Regions from separate parts of the Homo sapiens genome. Here region 2 is linked to region 1. A link is an interaction called in ENCODE POLR2A ChIA-PET data of the cell type or tissue named here. Cell type or tissue: PC-9. All regions are shown on one strand. Links, peaks and the distances in the headings refer to the core of each region. The heading gives the core; the rest is flanking DNA.

Region 1 (9,162 bases), core at 429-8,428:
AAATTTTCTATATAGTTCATTTTTGTAATTTCCCTTTACCCCAAATGATTGGTACTTATCACATAGTAAACTCTTGATAGTTTACTGAATCGAGTTTACCTAATTCAATTCAATTATTAAGTAAATTTGATTCAATACTTGTCTAGTACTTATCTATGACTTCAATAAGGTTTCAGAGGAGGAGATGATGAAAGCAGGTTTTTAGGAAGGCAGATGTGGTGATGTTGCATAACATAATTCAAGTTCAGAAAAGCTGGATTTAAGTCATGGCTATAGTCACTTAGGTATGAAGGGCAGCATGGAGACTGACCAGTCAAAAGTGAGGCTCTCTGAGGGCTGAAGCATGAGTTCTGGGGGGCAGGGGTCTGCAGGAGGGCCAAATATAACCCCTTAAGCTGCTGGATCATGTGAGGTTGTTGCGGAGGTCTCAGGAGAAACAACAGGGTAGTGGGTACTTAAGGGCTCAGGGCAGGGGCTGATGAAGGTGCTTGAACATTTCAAAGTCAGTGCAGCCATGTGAATGTATACCATCTGATATCTGCAATGAACAGAAAGAATGGTTGTAAAGAGCACTTGAAGAAAATGAATTAGGAGACGGTAGCAATGGGTTAGAGAATGATAATGTAAAAAACAAAAGTATTGAAGCTTCTTGCATGTGTTGGAGCAAATATTGTTCCTCTTAACAAGAAGATAAAAAGAGCCAGTTTTAATGGTTAAAAAAAAAATACAAATGGTTTCAGATAAGCTTAAGTTTGAGATGATAGTAGGATATCTAAGTGGAACTAGTTAAAGGAAAATTGGAGATATATTACTTAAGGGAGGGACTAGTCGACATACTAAATAGAGAGTAACTTCCAGCCAAAGGTAGTAAGCCACAGAGAGAAATCCACTAGAATCTGAAAAAAAAAGAAGAGGAGAGATCTTCATAGAAAGTGTCACATAATGCTTCAATGAGGACCATTGGATGAGTTGTATTCTTTCTATTTTTCTGAAGTTTCCATATTTTCTACAAATGAATGATAGTTATGACCGAAATTATAGTTTCCACCCTATCATTCCTTTTATATATGGGGAAAATATTTACTTTTGAAATTTGATTTTATTTTCACTAAATAAATTATCCAGAGCAGTATACCTCAAGGTGTAAGCTAAACCACAGGGCTAGCAAATTAAAATTATTTTGTTGTTTCAATCTTTATGAATTAGGATCTCAGTGGTCACTGCCCAGGAATCTGCATTCTCTACAACCTTGCTAGGGGATTCATACGCACACTAGTTTGTGAACCAATGACCCAGAGCACAGCAGCAGGGCCCTAAGAACATGTCCTTATCTCTTTTTGCATTGATACTAATCAGTGTGCATTGCTTTCATCTGCAGCTTAGGGCGTTTCTCTGCTTCACTGAGCACAGAGATTTCCTGAGCTCCTAAATTCTTTGAAATATTTCTACTGTGGTCTTGCTTGAAAGAGATTACTCAGTAAACCATTTTGGTTAATGTGTTCCAGGTAGACTTAGATAAATCAACGGGACCATTAAAATCTTTCACCTTCTTTAAGGACAGAGTTTTGAGTTTTCTTCTTGACATCTTTTTTTCTTAAGCCTTCACTTGGTACAAACTGACTTCTTTATTTTTTTATTTTCTCTATCAATAATGGTCATAGGAGGTGCAAAAGCAAGCCTAGTGTACAGAACCATGTATCATTGCAAACAGTAAGATGACCTTGCCGTAGGATGATGTCTGCCTGCTTTTAAAGAAAAAATGAACAATCAGTGTTCAATGACTTTATAGACACACACACATTGCACATAGCCTTTGTTTCCACGGGAGCAAAATTAACAAGATAAGAACTTTTTTTAAGAGTTATGGTAGATCATTAAAACGTATGTAATTCCTGCTTGGAAAAAAAGATTTAAATTCAGATTTTTTAAGCAGGTCATTAAAATGTGTAAAATCATCCTCACTGAGAGAAGAAGGCTTTAGGGACATGGTTATCACACTGATTTTTTTAAACTAGGTTTCCCTTTTTTCTCCACTCAAATGGAGATATTCTTTTGAAGATTAAAACACTTTTTTGAAATAGTATAGTTTAAAACTAAAGGGCAGTATTAAAATCACATATCAAGCTATGCTAACAAATAATGTGAACGGTTATTTTCTCACATGGATGCCCTCTAGCAAGATCAGAGACAAGGTTATATATTTCCAAATGAAACCAGTTAGCTTCAGTATCCAGCAGTGTGGTACTAATGAGGCTGAGGTCAGGGTTCAGTTTCAAAACAAGTTGGTTAGTGTGATAAGAGCGATGGCCTCACCAACCTGGCTGTGCAAAGCATGAGAGTCACCTGGAGATTTCTATTTTGTTTTGTTTTTTTTTATTTTTTGTTTGTGTTCTGAATTTTGGGGCCTTAGTCCAGACATACCAAATCAAAATTTCTGAGAGTGAGGGAAGAAAACTATATTTTTAGAGAAATCCCCAGGTAATTCTCATGCCAGTCAGGATTTTGGAATCAATAATCTCAGAGCCAGCCCAAGCAAGAGGCAACGCAGCATGACTGCTTGCTGGCCTTTACAATTCAAAACTGCAAATTCTAAAACTGCATCAATTGAGAACTCTCAAATTCTCCAGGGAGTTTGTCCTTTGCCTCCATGGATTCGGTTCCTTTGCAGAGGCCATGAATTCAGGGAAATTTTAAGCTTTAATGATAAGGCTTTCTTAAAAATAGCCCTTCTACATGCCTCCTTTCATGAGCACTTCACCGAGATTTTAAATGCTGACAGAACTCACCTTTCCTCACAAACACAGACACATAGGAGAAACCCTAGCTTGCCCTTGGAAATGAACATTGATTGCAAATTCAAGCTTCTGAAACATTCCACTCTGAGTGTAGTGATCATTCCCTCTGAACATATCCAGATAGGATTCTGGAGGATGAGAGAGAAAGGGTATCTTCTCTGAAGAACTCAGATGGTTTTTTATGGCTAGATTATTTCAAAATACAAAAATCCAATCTCTAGTCAAGGCCAGAAGAAACCAGGATGGTCCTGTGGGCAATCATGTGAGGCCAAACTGAATGATAAATCTATGTCTCTGTTGAGGATTCGAGTTAGAATAGAGGGGAAGGGCTCTTATGCAGTGTGTACAGGATATGAAAACAGCAGGTGGGCAAAATGAAAAATTGGTCAATGGAGTAGAAAACAAAATACCAGCAAATGACATGATTTTTTATAGTCTAACTAGCTGTGCAGGCATAGAATATATACAATCTGTATGTATTTGCTATATTTTCAAGTCAAATAGATAAAAGAAAATAGTTCTCAGAGTTATTCACAAATGCACTGAAATGGAAAAACCCAACTTATCTTAAAAAGCACAAAATAATATTTTTTTCAGTTTTAAGGCAACGTTTTTAAATGTGGGTTTAGAAAAGCTCAAATTTGAAAGTTTTAAAAGTTTTTCCCCACCTTTGAAGTTTGACATTAATCTCCTTTCTGTCACCAGCAGAACCTTCAGACTCAACTCAATTTCCTCAGCAAACGCTTTATTAAATGCAAATGTCGTATCCATTTCCATTGTCATGTAGCGTGCTAAGCCCAAAGCCAATGAGGTCTGCCTTTGCAAATTTTGACAACAGTAATTGACATTTATCCACCATCCCATCTGCTACATATTTGGATTAAAAAAAAAAAGATAGGCTTTCTTTCAATATGCTCAAAAGACAGAACGGGCCTGGGAGAAAAAGCTGACACAAATATATCACACATTTTGAAAGTTGCCAGGTACCTTTGCTTCTCGTGGGTCAATACTTTTAAAACAACATCCTTCTCTAGAGAATCTTAACATTAAAGGAGTTCCCACTCTGTTATTAGAGCAAAATAATGGTATAAAACAGTCTCTTTCTTGAATTTAGTAGGGTGCTTGACCTGTCAGGCTGCAAAGAGAGAAGCTTGGTTACTGCCATTTTGTGATGGTCAGCCAAATGGTTTTACAAAGAAGAGGAAACTGTGGGTAGATGAAAGTTCTGCCTATAAAGTAGGTGTTACTACAGTGCATTGTGGTTATATTAAGTATGCCCAAAGGATAAGGAATTCAGGTGTGAAGTTGTGTGGCAGAAGTTGAAAATTAATTAAGCTCTGTGTTTAGGGTTTTTTTCCTTTAGTGTGCCGTAGTAACATGCCCTTGGCTCCAGGGAACTTTATGACTAAGTTGGAACAAAGCACTCATGACTCATGTTAAATGTAGCAGAGGAGAGATCATTAAATGTTTCTTGGCAATTAATTACCTGGGATATGCCTCTTTTTTCATAGCTTTGGTTTCAGGTGTGTGAGAGAGTTGAAAACGTTTAATTGCACCTAATTTGTTGCTGTAGTTTTATCATATGCCTAAGCATTGTGATAATGCCTGTAACCCGTGTGAAGAATTCGTAAGGGGCTTCATTTGTGACACCCCCAGAGGAGGGAATTTTTTTTTATGTTTGTGCAATAATCATACCTGACCTTTGATCCACTTTCTAATATAAAGAAAATTATGAAAACCTGCCAAATATGTACTAGATCCAGAACATCCTGGAAAGAAAATCCTTCCTACTTCTCCGGCAGTCTTTCCTTAATTAGATGTAGCCATTTTCCTCACTCCTACCCACCTATTGGTCCAGAACCTGAAAGAAATTTCTTCCCAGCTAGAAGCTGAAAGACAGATTGAGGGTAATCATTCCTTTGCATCTGGCCGATTTCAGTGTATTCTGCTGGTCACTATGTTATTTTCAATCACCTGAGATCTGATTACTTCTCCCCATCTTGCTAGCTTCCTGTTTTCTAGAACTCTAGTTTGATCACTAAATCTAAGCATTTTTACTTTCTGGCTTGAAGATAGTCTTCTTGTTTTCATGTGCTCTCTATTTTTTTCCATAGCACTTAGAACTAAAATCACATTATTTACTTGTTTAGTGTCAATTATTTTTTGCCTGTTTTCTCTCACTAGAGACTCCACAAGAGAAGGAAGGGAATTTGTCAGTCTTATTGACTGTTAAATCTCCAACATCTATTTCTGGGTCTACCACTGAGTATTTATGCACTCAGTTGGAAAGGGGTGGATGAATGAATGGATAGATGGATAGATGAGAACCTGACATCTTCTAATCTTCTAGGCGCTATTCTGGATTTGTTCATTTGCCTCCATTGGAGTTCATATCAACTCCAGTAGAGTATTTCTTATGTAACCCAAAATACATATTTTAGGCACTTGCCAAAGGCTTTCAGTACATAGTGGAGGCAAAAAGAAGTTAAAATAATTTAGAATCTGCTAAGAAAGCTCAAGGTGAATGTAACATGAGAATGAAGTCTGAGTGGTATTTAACCAGATGGGTGATTGTCAATGAAACATTGCCAACAGATAAGCAGGATTGAGGATCATAAATTTTGGCAGAGCTGTTCCTGGTGACATTGCCCAAGAGACAATGGGTATAATGGATAGAAAATGAGAATCATTGTTTTCCAGATCAAACGGAATCGATGTCTTCCACTCAGCCATACATCCAAATGCATGAATGAAGGACCAAGCATAAATAAGAGCAAAGTAGCTCTTTAAGCTACTTTGAGCTACTTTAAGCTACTTTAATCTACTTTAAGCTCTTTAAGCTACTTTCATAGTAAGCACTTTAAGCCAAAGCCTTAACTGGATATAAGCAAATATAGAGAGATGACAAAGGGGCCTTGCAGTTAGAATAAGATTTCACTTACTCTTCATAAGAAAATTTTCAAGGAGATAATGTCCAAATTTATAGGAAACTAAAGTTCTGACAGGCTTACTAACGTACTCCAGGTCACACAAGGATAAATGTGTGATTCATACCCCAATACATGCTGTTTTTACTCGCCCAGGAAGAGTAAATGGTGTCGTTTCCCCTTCAATTCTGGTTGGTTCATAGAAAAAAGCCTCAAGACCACTGTTGAATCTCACTCTGACTACAGCAGGATCCATGGGAATGGGTGGAGGGCAGGGTGTGTCTGCTAGGAGATGGCAACAAGGAGTGGCAGTACCCACTCCATTTACCATCTCTGAACACGTTATCTCATTGAAAGAGCTCCCAGACAATGTTTCTAAGGTGTTTGGGAATTTGGGGACGAAAGAAGCTATATGAAGAATTACTAATAAGTTTAGTATAGATAGTAAATCTGATGAGGTATTTCTATCTAAATAGACAAGTTTACGTTTTACGAGACTTTATGAGGAAACGCTGTGTGGGAAATAAAATGAAGTATTTTGCCAAATTTTCTTAATTTTTGTTAATTGTAAAGGAGAATGTACTCAGAACAAGTAAGAAAGCACAAATATTTTTAAATCGTTTAAATAATCTCCTTCTCCACCTTCTTCACCATTTTCACTTAAATAAAATGGTGCATTTGATTCCATATCTTTCTCTATATTCTTCCATGTGTTCTATGTTCCCTATGGGATCCATTATGTTCTATGTTCCATATGGAATCCAATTCCATATGGAATCACATGCATACATATATATATATATATATATATATATATATATATATATATATATATACACACATTTGTTTTCTAATTACATGATTATAATTCTCTACCTATCTGTCATTTACCTATCTCCCTCAGCATCTTGTATTTCTCACATAACATTATATAACATCCAACAGTATAAATATATCATAATTTATTCTACCATTTCTCTAACAATGGGCATTCGAGTTGTTTCCAGTGCTTTGCCACTTCATATAGAGCTGTAACAAACATACTAGTATACATGTGGCATAGCTTTATGCACCAGGGCATTCATTATTATAGGCTAGATTATCAGAAGTAGGACTGCTGTGTCAAAATTGTGTTTATTTTTACTTTAATACACATTACCATATTACTCTCTAAAAGGGTATAGCAATTTATGTTCCCATCAGCAATATATGAAAATGATGTTGCACCAGCACTTAAATGTTACAATTTTTTGTTTAACTTTTGCAATTTAAAAAGCTAAAAGTGATATCTGACTGTTGTTTTGCTTTGCCTTTTCCTGACTATGAATATAATTGGGCAGCTTTTTATGTTTTTAGATCAGCTGGGTTTCTTCCATGAATTGATGATTGCCAGTGTTTTTATTATATATATCTATTTTTTTGATAAATCATTTTTTATCAGTTTGTAGGTGCTCTTTATATATTCAAGAAGAGTAATTCTTTACGTCATGTGCACTGTGAAAACATTTCCCAGTGAATCATTTGATTCTTTACTTTGTTTATAATATCTTTTGCTATAAAATTATATTTTACTTTTATGCAGTTAAATATGTCTCTTTTTTTGGCTCTGGGCTTCAAGTCTTGAGCAGTAAGATCTCTTCTTCCCTAAAACTATTCTTCCACAAATGTTTTCCTAAAATTTCTATTAGTATATACAACGTTTTATTTCTTACATTTAAATTCCAATTCAGTGCTAATTTTTTTAGCTTGCTTTCCTTTTAGATGAGGTAACCAAAAAATCGCTATTGATTAAGCAATCTAAAAGGAGAATAAACATATTCAAATCATTAGAAAACAATGCAGAAGGAGGTGGAGGGCAAAGGGGTACTTACACAAGGAAGACATATTGAACCCAACCAGCTTATGCAAGTGTGTCCTAGGTGAGCCTTAAAAGACGTTGCAGGCATATGCAAATCATATCAATATTGTCTGTCTCCCTCTTTTTCTTGACTCAATCCATAACTGATATTTCTGATGCTACTCTCTTGCTCACTCCTTACTACCAATAGTCCTACATCTAGTGGAGTAATCTGTCTCAATGCCTAATGTGTGGCATTGGTCACACCTTATGGGCAGGTCACACACATAAGTGAATTTGGCTAGCAAGAGCATGTTCTGTCTAAATTAATCAACTTCCCATAAGCTCCTGTTGATAATTACTGCACAGTAATGCATGTTCTGTGTTGCCAGATTATTTGTCTATTTATTTATGTTTTTACTTTTACAGTCTCCCATGTGTCAGAAAAGATTTTTTAAAGATAATTTTAAAATATTGATATTTATGAAAATGTCTAAGTTTTAAACATTAACAATTTTAGTTAAACACACACACACACACACACACACACTCAGCATATTAGCCAAACAAAAAACATCTCTGGACTTTAATTCTTTTCATGAGCTGTCACTTTGCAACTCAGGGCTACTCCAAGCCCTGCTGGCTTTACTATGATCAACACGTTCTGCCAGATTTGACATCTCTTTCTCAAAAGCTATTGTCCACTCTAATGAATTAAATCTCAAAGTCCTAGCCTAACTTTTAATATTGTCACTACCTTAGGTTTTAATCTACCTTTCCAGCCTTATCTGCCACATGGCCACACCACAGACCCTGTAAAATTTAGTGCCTTTAGGTATCTAACAGAATTTCTTTATTATTATTATTATTATTATTATTATTATTATTATTATTATACTTTAAGTTTTAGGGTACATGTGCACATTGTGCAGGTTAGTTACATATATATACATGTGCCATGCTGGTGCGCTGCACCCACTAACTCGTCATCTAGCATTAGGTATATCTCCCAATGCTATCCCTCCCCCCTTCCCCCACCCCACAACAGTCCCCAGAGTGTGATGTTCCCCTTCCTGTGTCCATGTGTTCTCATTGTTCAATTCCCACCTATGAGTGAGAATATGCGGTGTTTGGTTTTTTGTTCTTGCGATAGTTTACTGAGAATGATGATTTCCAATTTCATCCATGTCCCTACAAAGGACATGAACTCATCATTTTTTATGGCTGCATAGTATTCCATGGTGTATATGTGCCACATTTTCTTAATCCAGTCTATCATTGTTGGACATTTGGGTTGGTTCCAAGTCTGCTATTGTGAATAATGCCGCAATAAACCACCGATCCCACAGAAATACAAACTACCATCGGAGAATACTACAAACACCTCTATGCAAATAAACTAGAAAATCTAGAAGAAATGGATAAATTCCTCGACACATACACTCTCCCAAGACTAAACCAGGAAGAAGTTGAATCTCTGAATAGACCAATAACAGGAGCTGAAATTGTGGCAATAATCAATAGCTTACCAACCAAAAAGAGTCCAGGACCAGACGGATTCACAGCCGAATTCTACCAGAGGTACAAGGAGGAACTGGTACCA
Region 2 (9,162 bases), core at 834-8,833, 380 kb before region 1:
ATGTGTAAATATAATTTATTAAAGTCAGCTTTCTTTTATATTGTCATTGCTAAGACGTAACCTCCCTGGAAATATATTTCTCTAAACCCCTCTTTCTGATGTGATTTGGGAACTTTCTCTAAGGATCTCTGTAATGGACCAATCTCAGAAATGACCATAATCATATCCTTTGCTCAAAGAAATGTAATGGCAGAAATTCTGTTACTGGTCTTCGCAATCCTTTACGCCTGGCATTGAATAAATACTAAAGAAACGTTTGTTTTCTCATTCATCTAACAAGTATTTATTGAGTATCTGGTGTATACCAGGCATTGTCCTAGGTGCTAGGCCTATATAATGAACAAAATTCCTGCCCTCATAAGGCTTAATCAACAAACATAAGTAACTAGGTTATACAGTATGTCAAAAGGTGTCAAAAGCTATGGGAAAAATAAGATTAGAGCAAGGTAAAGGGGATTGGGATCATAATGTCTACTCTGCCTTACTGGTGATCTTGGGTTCAGAGTGACAATCACAGTCATGAGTCACCATGTGTACTGCTTTGCCCAGCACCAAGGCTTTGCCCAGCACCAAGTGTACTGCTGAGTTTTAAGAAAGGTTAGGTTGGCCGGGCGTGGTGGCTCATGCCTGTAATCCCAGCACTTTAGGAGGCCGAGGTGGGCGGATCACGAGGTCAGGAGATCGAGACCAGCCTGGCCAACATGGTGAATCCCCATCTCTACTAAAAATACAAAAATTAGCTGGGTGTGGCAGTGCATGCCTGTAATCCCAGGTACTCGGGAGGCTGAGGCAGGAGAATCGTTTGAACCCGTGAGGCGGAGGTTGCAGTGAGCCAAGATTGCGCCACTGCACTCTAGCCTGGCGACAAAAGCTAGACTACATCACCAAAAAAAAAAAAAGTTAGATAACAAAAGAGTACATACAGCACAAGCAGAGCAGACTCCCAGGCCATCTCTAATATCAGAAAGTCACTGAACACTCAAGATACGTGTGGCAATGATAGGTGATGTTGGGTAGGTAGAATCATTCCTTCTGCTTATACCTTGCTAGCTGAGCAGCTTTTTAGGGATATGGCATGAACTTCTATTCATTTTCTAGAGCAGCTACCCCCACCAGTACCAGTCTCAACAATAAAATATTAATACATATCAGTGCATGACATATGCTTGTAATAAAGCACACATCAGTGCCTGCTACCTAGTAACTTCAGCTGAATTCCCTTGGAGGAAGTATAGATGTACACCTAAAAGTTTCTTGAGTCCTTGTTGAAAGAAGACTTATAGGGAGGGTCAAATCACCAGGCATCTCTGAGTCTCGAGAAGAGCCATAGAACTAACTGTACTCTTTTCTTTCCAGAGATTGCAGTATGGGTGGAAACAGCTTGAAATTTTTAACAGGGTAATATTGATAAGTGTCTCATTAAGAAGACAAAATTTCACCAAAGATTGGACAAAGCTAAGGCAGTGATCCACGCAGACATCTGTGGGAAGAGTACTGCATACAGAGAGAAAAGCTGGTGCCAAGGTCCTAAGGTCTATTTAAGGCATCTGTTATTTAAGACATAGCAAGAGTAAATTAGGGAGCAGTAGAAGATGATGATGTCAGAGAGACAATGGAGAGGACAGCTCATGTAGGGCGTTGAAGCCTATTGCCCAGACATTGACTCTTACTTGAATAAAATAGGATTCATTGCAAGATTTTGAGCAGAGGAGGGATATATACTTCAGAATAAAAATAAATTAATTAAATAAGATCAGTCTGATTGCTATAATAAAAATAGACTTTAGGGTGACAACAGGTAGAAAATGAAACCGACAAGTTGGGAGGTTGCTGCTGTAATCCAATCAAGAAAGGGTTATAGTAATACATTGACTGAAAGTGGTTAGATTCTGGACATCTTCTGAAGGCTGAACCATGAGAATTTCCTGACAGAGTACGATTTGAGAGAAAGAGTCAAAGATGACTATAAGAACTTTGGTATGGAAAGATGGTGTTGCCATCAACTGATATGGGGAAGACTGGGGGTAGAGAAGGTTTGGGAGGCAGATCAGGAGTTAAATTTTGAGTATGTTAAGTTTAAGATGTCTTTGAGATATTCTAGTGATAATGCCAGGTCAAGATATTTAAATCTGGACTTAGGAGGGAAACTTGGGGTGCAGATATAAATATGATAACCTTCCATATATAAGCAAATGAGTGGATGAGATCACCAAGGGAGTGAGTAAAAGTATAAAAAAGAACAAAGAACTGCGCATGCTATGGTGTTCTAACCTTAAGGGATCTGACAGAAGAGTGAGAACCCACAAAAGAGTCCAAGAGAGCAAAGCAAAAAGATCATGGAAGGAAGCCAAGACTTTAAAAAAGTACTTTAAGGAAAATAGGGTCAAACTATGTCAAATGCCAGTTATAGGCCGAGTAAGATAAGGACTGATAACTGACCACTGGTTTGGCAACATTAAGGTCACTGGTAATATTAACAAGAGCAGTTTTATTGAAGTGGTATGGGAAAAAGCCAGTCTACAGTGGGTTTTAGAAAGCAGGAGATGAGATTAACCAGAAACAGTGAGTATGAACAGCTGTTTTGAAGAGTTTTCCTTCAAAGGAGAGCAACTGGATAAACAAACACATAAATAAATAAAACCAAGATGGGGAAGTAGCTGGCAAGAAATTGGGGGTGAAGAGAGTTTTATTTGTAAGAAGGTTGAAATACCAGAATGAGTGTATGCCTATGGGAATGATCCAGTAGGAGGAAGCAATTGGCAATATAGGTCAGAAGAGAGGGGACTGCTTGGGCAACAGCCTTGAGCAGGAAAGAAGGGGTGAGATTCAGTTCTCAAGTAGGAAGTGTGGCTTTAAATAGGAGTATAGGTAGTTCAATGCTATCAGGCAGAGCGCTGGAATGTGAATGCAGATGCTGGTTGTGTTTTGGGAACAATTCCATGAATAGAGCTAAAAGTTACTGAACATTTACTATACACCAAGCATCTTGGATATCTAATAAGGAAAAAAATAACTTTCATATATCCTAATTTTAAAGATGAAGGAGTTGAGGTACAGGGAGGTTTGGTGACTTCTGAGTGGTGAAATCAGTAAGCCCAGGTCTGTCCAATTCTAACTCCTGTCCTTTTAGCCCCTCTACACTGTCCCAGAACTCCTGCAAATCTGTTAGATGGTTTGTGAGAACTGTGATGCGATAGCAGATCTCTAAAACTTTAATACTTTTGCAAATATCAAGCATATGGAGACAAGTCTGTTCCATATTCCATGCCACAGCTGAATAGTCTATATTATTCAAGTCATCATAATTTTTAATATATGTCCTTTGATAGTTCCTTAAAATATATCAACACAGACTGCTATAATAATTGAAGAATGATTTGATCAGGGCAACATAAATTTTTTTTGCATCAGTTAAATTCAAATATCTTACAAAGACACAGTTTTGTTCATTTTGTAAAAATCCACTGGGTCAATGCTAAAATTAAATCTATGTTAGCTTATGAACATTCAAATATCTCTGAAAAACCTATATTTCTTAAAGCCCTTTATTTTAAAGCCATTATAAATAAATTCATATTGTAATTTAATTTTGCATATACTTTGCTACCATTAAAAATATCCACCTTTCATAAAATTAAAGAATTCATTCTGGCATAGCTAAACATTAGGACAGGGAGATAATCAAGTTAGAAATATTGAGATTTTTGCCAAGCAGTAATGACACCTCCTTCATCAGTATACTCAGGAGAGAGCTGAAATGCAGAGCTTACTTCTTTATATAAAAAAGAAACTTTTCAGTATTAACTTTTCTACACAGAAGTCTTTCTAATATTGTACACACACTTTGATTTCTTAAACAGTGAATTGAAATATTAAACTTTGCTTTTCTGTGACGGTTCAGGTTCATCAAATAAAAGGAAGACTTTCAAAGTATCTCAGTTATGTAGTTGTAGCTTCCCTTCTCCAAGTGGTTCCAAATTACTGTACTTGTTTGTATAACTTTTAAAAATTTATTTTAGGTTTCATTTGTTTGTTCCTTAGTTTTCCTGTTTCCCCCAGATTGTCAGGTCATTACTTGCAACATATTGTTACTGCTAACATGCCTATTTCTAGTCTCCTGCACTCTTGATGATGAACACAACATGTGTCCCATATGGGAGCTTACAGCAGGAAGTATAATGGCCCCAAAGATGTCCATGTCCTAATTCTTGGAACTTGTGAATACATCACCACACATGGCAAAATGGACTTTCCAGACATGATTACGTTAAGAACTAGAGATGAAGAGACTATCCTAGATTCCCTGGGTCCAATCTAATCCCCATGGTCCTTAAAAATGGAGACTATTTTCCAGCTCTGTTCAGAGAGAGGTGCGATGATGGAAGAAGGGTCGGGGAAATGTGACCTGAAAAGGACTCAACATGTCCTTGCTGGCATTGAAAATAGAGAGAAGGGACCAAGAGTCAAGAAATGTAGGCAGCTTCTAGAAGCTGCAAAAGAGAAAGAAATAGATTCTCCCCTAGAGCCTTTGGAAAGCAACATAGTCCAACTGATACTTTGATGTAAGTGAGCCTTATTTTGAACATTTGATCTTCAAAATTATGATAATTTTTTTTTTTTTTTTTTGACAGAGTCTCTCTCTGTTGCTCAGGCTGGGATGCAGTGGTGCAATCTCGGCTCACTGCAACCTCCGCCTCCCAGATTCAAGTGATTCTCCTGCCTCAGCCTCCCAAGTAGCTGGGATTATAGGTGCCTGCCACCATGGCTGGCCTTTTTCTTTTCTTTTTTTTTTTGTATTTTTGGTAGAGACAGAGTTTCACCATGTTGGCCAGGCTGGTCTTGAACTCCTGAGCTCAGGTAATCCACCCACTTCAGCCTCCCAAAATGCTGAGATTACAGGTATGAGCCACTGCACCCGGCCAGTCACTAAATTTTTGGTAATTTATTACAGCAGCAATAGAAAAATAAAACACAGCTCAATTGAAATACTTTTGGAATGAATGAATGAATGAAAGGTGTAGTGTAGTGATGGTCAAGCTATTCCAAATGAGGAAAGTGAATTGCCTCTGCCAGAATTATTGGCCCGCACCCTTTATTTTAAGCAGAGCAGCTCAGCTTTTTTTGTTGTTTTATTTGTTCATGCCTCTGAGTAAGATTCTGTTTAAACAAAGGTTTCCAAGGGCAAGAAGAAATTAAAAAAAAAAAACGCTTTTGGAAACCATGGGCAGAACATGGATCCAGAAAACCTCTCAGTCCCTTCCCATGTGACTTCAAACAAGTCAGCTAATCTCCCTGAGTATCCATTTATCAGCCTATAAAATGATAGTAAAAATAATTTTTGCCTTACCCATCTCATGAACTAGTAGTAAGAATCAAATGAGAAACTATTCAAACTATGGGTGTTATGCAATTATTTGTTGTGTGGTTTATGGGCTTTGCATCGGCTAGGAAACCAGAAGACAAGTACTTCAAAAATGTTTGAGTAAAACTTTCTGAGAAAAGACTTTATAGAGTAGATCTCCCATATACAAAGAGTATGACCTTTAGCACATGAATATTTTGACACTGACTTTGAGTTCACACACCTTTTTCATTTATTTCTTAGTTCTGAACTGTGTTTAGAGTAGCTTCAGTTAACAGACAACTGACTTCCAATTAAATGACATGTTCCAATATATCAACAAAATATTTATCTTTGTTTTCTCTTCCTCTTCTTCCAATTTCTGGAAACTCTGAGGGAATAGGGTGCCTAAATATGTGGGTGTGCACACACGCTCACACACACCCTAATGGAGATACACTGAAGCAAAATGTCCCTGTGTTTGTGACTTCTGCTCTAAAATGTATCTTTTCAGTTTGGGTAATCATCTATTTTTTTTTTCTGTTAACATTCTCTGCAGCTGTATATGACATTTTTCTTTGGCTACTTTGTTTTATCATTGTACAACTTTTCTCTCTAGGTCAAGCTCATTGTGTGATAACCCCTCATTTCTGGATAGTCTTTCATTGTATAGACACATATCGTCCTGGGTAGTTCTCGATTTTTGTTTTCAGAAACATGCATCAAAAGTGTCCCCCGTTTATTCCCCCACAACACACAAAATTCCAATAATCCTTTCATTGCTAAATGTTGCCTTCAAATCATTTACATGATTAGGAAAAAAAATAATGAGAAATCTGTGTGCACTGTTACAACCAAGGCATGCAGTAGAAACAGTTCTGGTAGAGGGAAGTAATACTGACTAAAATTTATGTTAACATCAGTGACAGATGTGGCTGGTCCTTTTCTGGGAGCAGACAGTAGCAGACAGTACTAGAAAAGTACTTTAAAGAAGTCTGGGGTGGGAGGGATTTACAAGAAGATGAGGTTGAAGACCTCAAAGGCAAAGGTCTTGCTTAATTTTCATTTTTGTTGAGAACAAACATCAGCAGACTCCAGTGGACTATTCACTCAATAACCAATCCCTCCTGAACACAGAGCTTTCCTTACAGTAAAAGGCCACATGCCAGGAAAAGGAGCTACAAACACCCAAAACAAACCATGGACTTAATCTGAACGTGTGTTGCAACACATAAGTCACACTGCAGATTCCTTTCCTTCAGTAGAAATTAAAATGCATGCAGCCTAAGAATATCAGGGGGACATATGCTGTTCAAGAAACCAGAAGATACCAATCCTCTAAACTTGGAAAAACAAAAAAATAAAATACAGAAAAAAAGCCTTTTTTTCTCTATGAATATGAGAAGTGATTTTAAAATATGCATTGTCAGGGTCCATATTACAGACGTCACAAAGTCAAAAAGAGAGTTAAGTGTTTGTGTAGCTCATTTTCTTTATGCACAGACCTACGAAATGGTATTAGAGCTGCCCTGAACAAAACAGCAGCTGCTGCCAAAAACAACATTCATCTTCTCTTTAATCCTGCATACCAGCTATTGAAGCAGGCAGTTCCCTTGTAGCCCAAATGTATTTTGGAAGAGAGCCAACTGGCTCAACTACCCAAAGACAGGAAAGCAAGTTACCAAGATACAGGTATGGTAATTGGTCCTGAGTTCAGGTCTTCTTAACTCATATGAACCATATCTTCCAAAAATAATCTATGTAAACCAACAACAGGATCCTCATTTGGTGAATAACCATTCAGTTCTATATGACTTCTTTTTTCAGATCTTTTTAATTGCTTAAAAATTTACCATTAAACATTATAAGGAAAATACCTAATCATCTTACACAGACTAAAATTCTTCTCTAAGCACTGTTAAGTAATCTTAAAGGGACAACTGAAACATTTAGTAGATTTGTTAGTTTTTGAAACTTAACTACTATCAATAAAACAGATGTTACCAGAGTAACTAATTGAAACTCAGACCAACTTGGAGTCCAAATTGGTGGGTGCCAAAATCTTGTAAAGATACTCTTCTAACTTCCCTTTTGTGAAGAAGTAAGCTAAAAATGTTTTAAAATATGGGTGATCATTAAAATATGTAATGAATATGCTCTTATAACAAAAAAAAACTAGAAAGAAGTTGCTTAATATGAAAAGGCAGACAATGTAATATAATAAGGGAATTTAATGTAACGGGAATTTAAAGATTTCAAGGTATTCAATGCATGAGAAAAATTTGGGGAAATTCACCCTTTAATAATCAGTCCTCGTTCTACATGTAAATACTACTTAAAGTGGAAATAACTCAAAATATATTGACTTCTAAGGGGCTGTGCATAGGACAAGCAGTTTGCAGATATTATTTCCTGTAATCCTCCCATCAACCAGGTAGATATTATTACCCTACTCTGCAGGTGAGCAAAACACAATTCGGGAGAGATTAGGTAACTTCCTTATGGCCACTTTGCTAGGAAATTGCTGGATTGGATATAAACCAAAACCTACACTATCTATGCTGGAAAGAAAAATACTAGGCCAGTTAGATAATAAAACTGACTTCATTTATATTTAATGAACTACTAAATTTTATTTTAAAGGGTCATGTTACAGAAGGCATATAGGTCTCTTTAACTCAATCAGTTTCAAATTGAAATTACATGTCAAGTTATTACCAGGTTGAATAAATGAGTCGAGCAGGTAAATCAAGTTACACTTAGCTATAGCTTAAACAAAAATTTACATAGCTAGAGGGAGGGGAGAAACCCAAAAAATAAAGCGATAAGTTGTTTCTTCTTATAAAAACAAAATTGGGTGCTTTCAGACTTCTAGTAACATTATCCCAGGGGCCACTTCTTCATTTAACAGACATGTATGGAGTATCTAATAAATACATAAGATAAAGACAGAAAGACTATGATCACTGGCCTCAGGAAGCTCAAGCTACTAGAGAACACAGCACAGTGGTGGGAGTCAGAGAGAAAAGGCCCAGCCCCTCCCTCAACTGCCCCCTGCCCCAAGTACAGCTAAACCTGACTTGGGGAGGGGGGCATTTGGGGGACAGGGGCATTTGAGGGAGGGGCTGATAGTTTCTGGGGGGAGAAGCTTCTCCAAAGGTGATCGGGGGCAGCCAACTCAAAGTTAGTGAGGGAGAAGACCCCTGAGAGAGGAAGTAGCAGGTGCCCACAGAAGTGTGGAAACAAGGCATGTTCTTAGAATTCTGTGATTTTTTTACTCCATTGGAAAATAAGTTTCAAAGAATAAGCAAAAAAAAAAAAAAAGGCAAGGCTAGAGAGATATGCAGAGGCCCTCCTTGCTAATTGATTTAGATTTCATTTTAAAAGCACTGGGGAGACCTGGAATGATTTTAAGCAAGGGAGTGTCAAGATCTGATTTATTGTTAAAAGGTTTATCAGGCATCAGAATGAAGGATGGACTGGGGGAGAGAGGGCAACAAACCTGGGGGCATGAGGCCCATTAGGAGGTCACTGAAGTAATCCAAAGCTGAGATGATAAGGGCCTTAACTAGGGCAGTGGCAGTGAGAATGGAGAGAAATGAACACGTTCAACAGGATATGGAAGTAGAACGGAAGATCTTGGTGACTAATGAAAAGAGGGTAGGGTCAAAAGGGGAAGAGGCACAAATGACTTCCAGGTTCCAGTTTGGGTGACTGTGTAAAAAGTGGTGCTATCTGCTGATCCAGATATGTAGGAAGAGAAGAGGCAGCAGGAGTCTGGGAGTTTATCACCAAAAACCTTAGTGAATACTACCATACCA

The links. ChIA-PET counts read pairs that join two places held together with the same protein. Peaks named below come from ENCODE experiments on the same cell type or tissue, not always from the same donor. Only the 100,000 strongest peaks of a DNase experiment are listed, where the experiment ranks them.
Region 2: POLR2A ChIA-PET joins it to region 1 with 12 read pairs; 2 of 35 experiments call an interaction of 5 or more read pairs at or near these places.

The regions. Positions count from the first base shown.
Region 1 is chr12:88,930,400-88,939,561 of GRCh38, forward strand. No RefSeq gene overlaps it. Among named protein-coding and RNA genes, the nearest start is that of LINC02458, 85 kb to the right of the region's middle. In PC-9, for the core only: no CTCF peak of the experiment used is centred there; a DNase peak (open chromatin) is centred at 4,142.
Region 2 is chr12:88,547,569-88,556,730 of GRCh38, forward strand. All of the region lies in intron 1 of KITLG (KIT ligand), which reads right to left. Among named protein-coding and RNA genes, the nearest start is that of KITLG, 28 kb to the right of the region's middle. In PC-9, for the core only: no CTCF peak of the experiment used is centred there; DNase peaks (open chromatin) are centred at 5,403 and 6,943.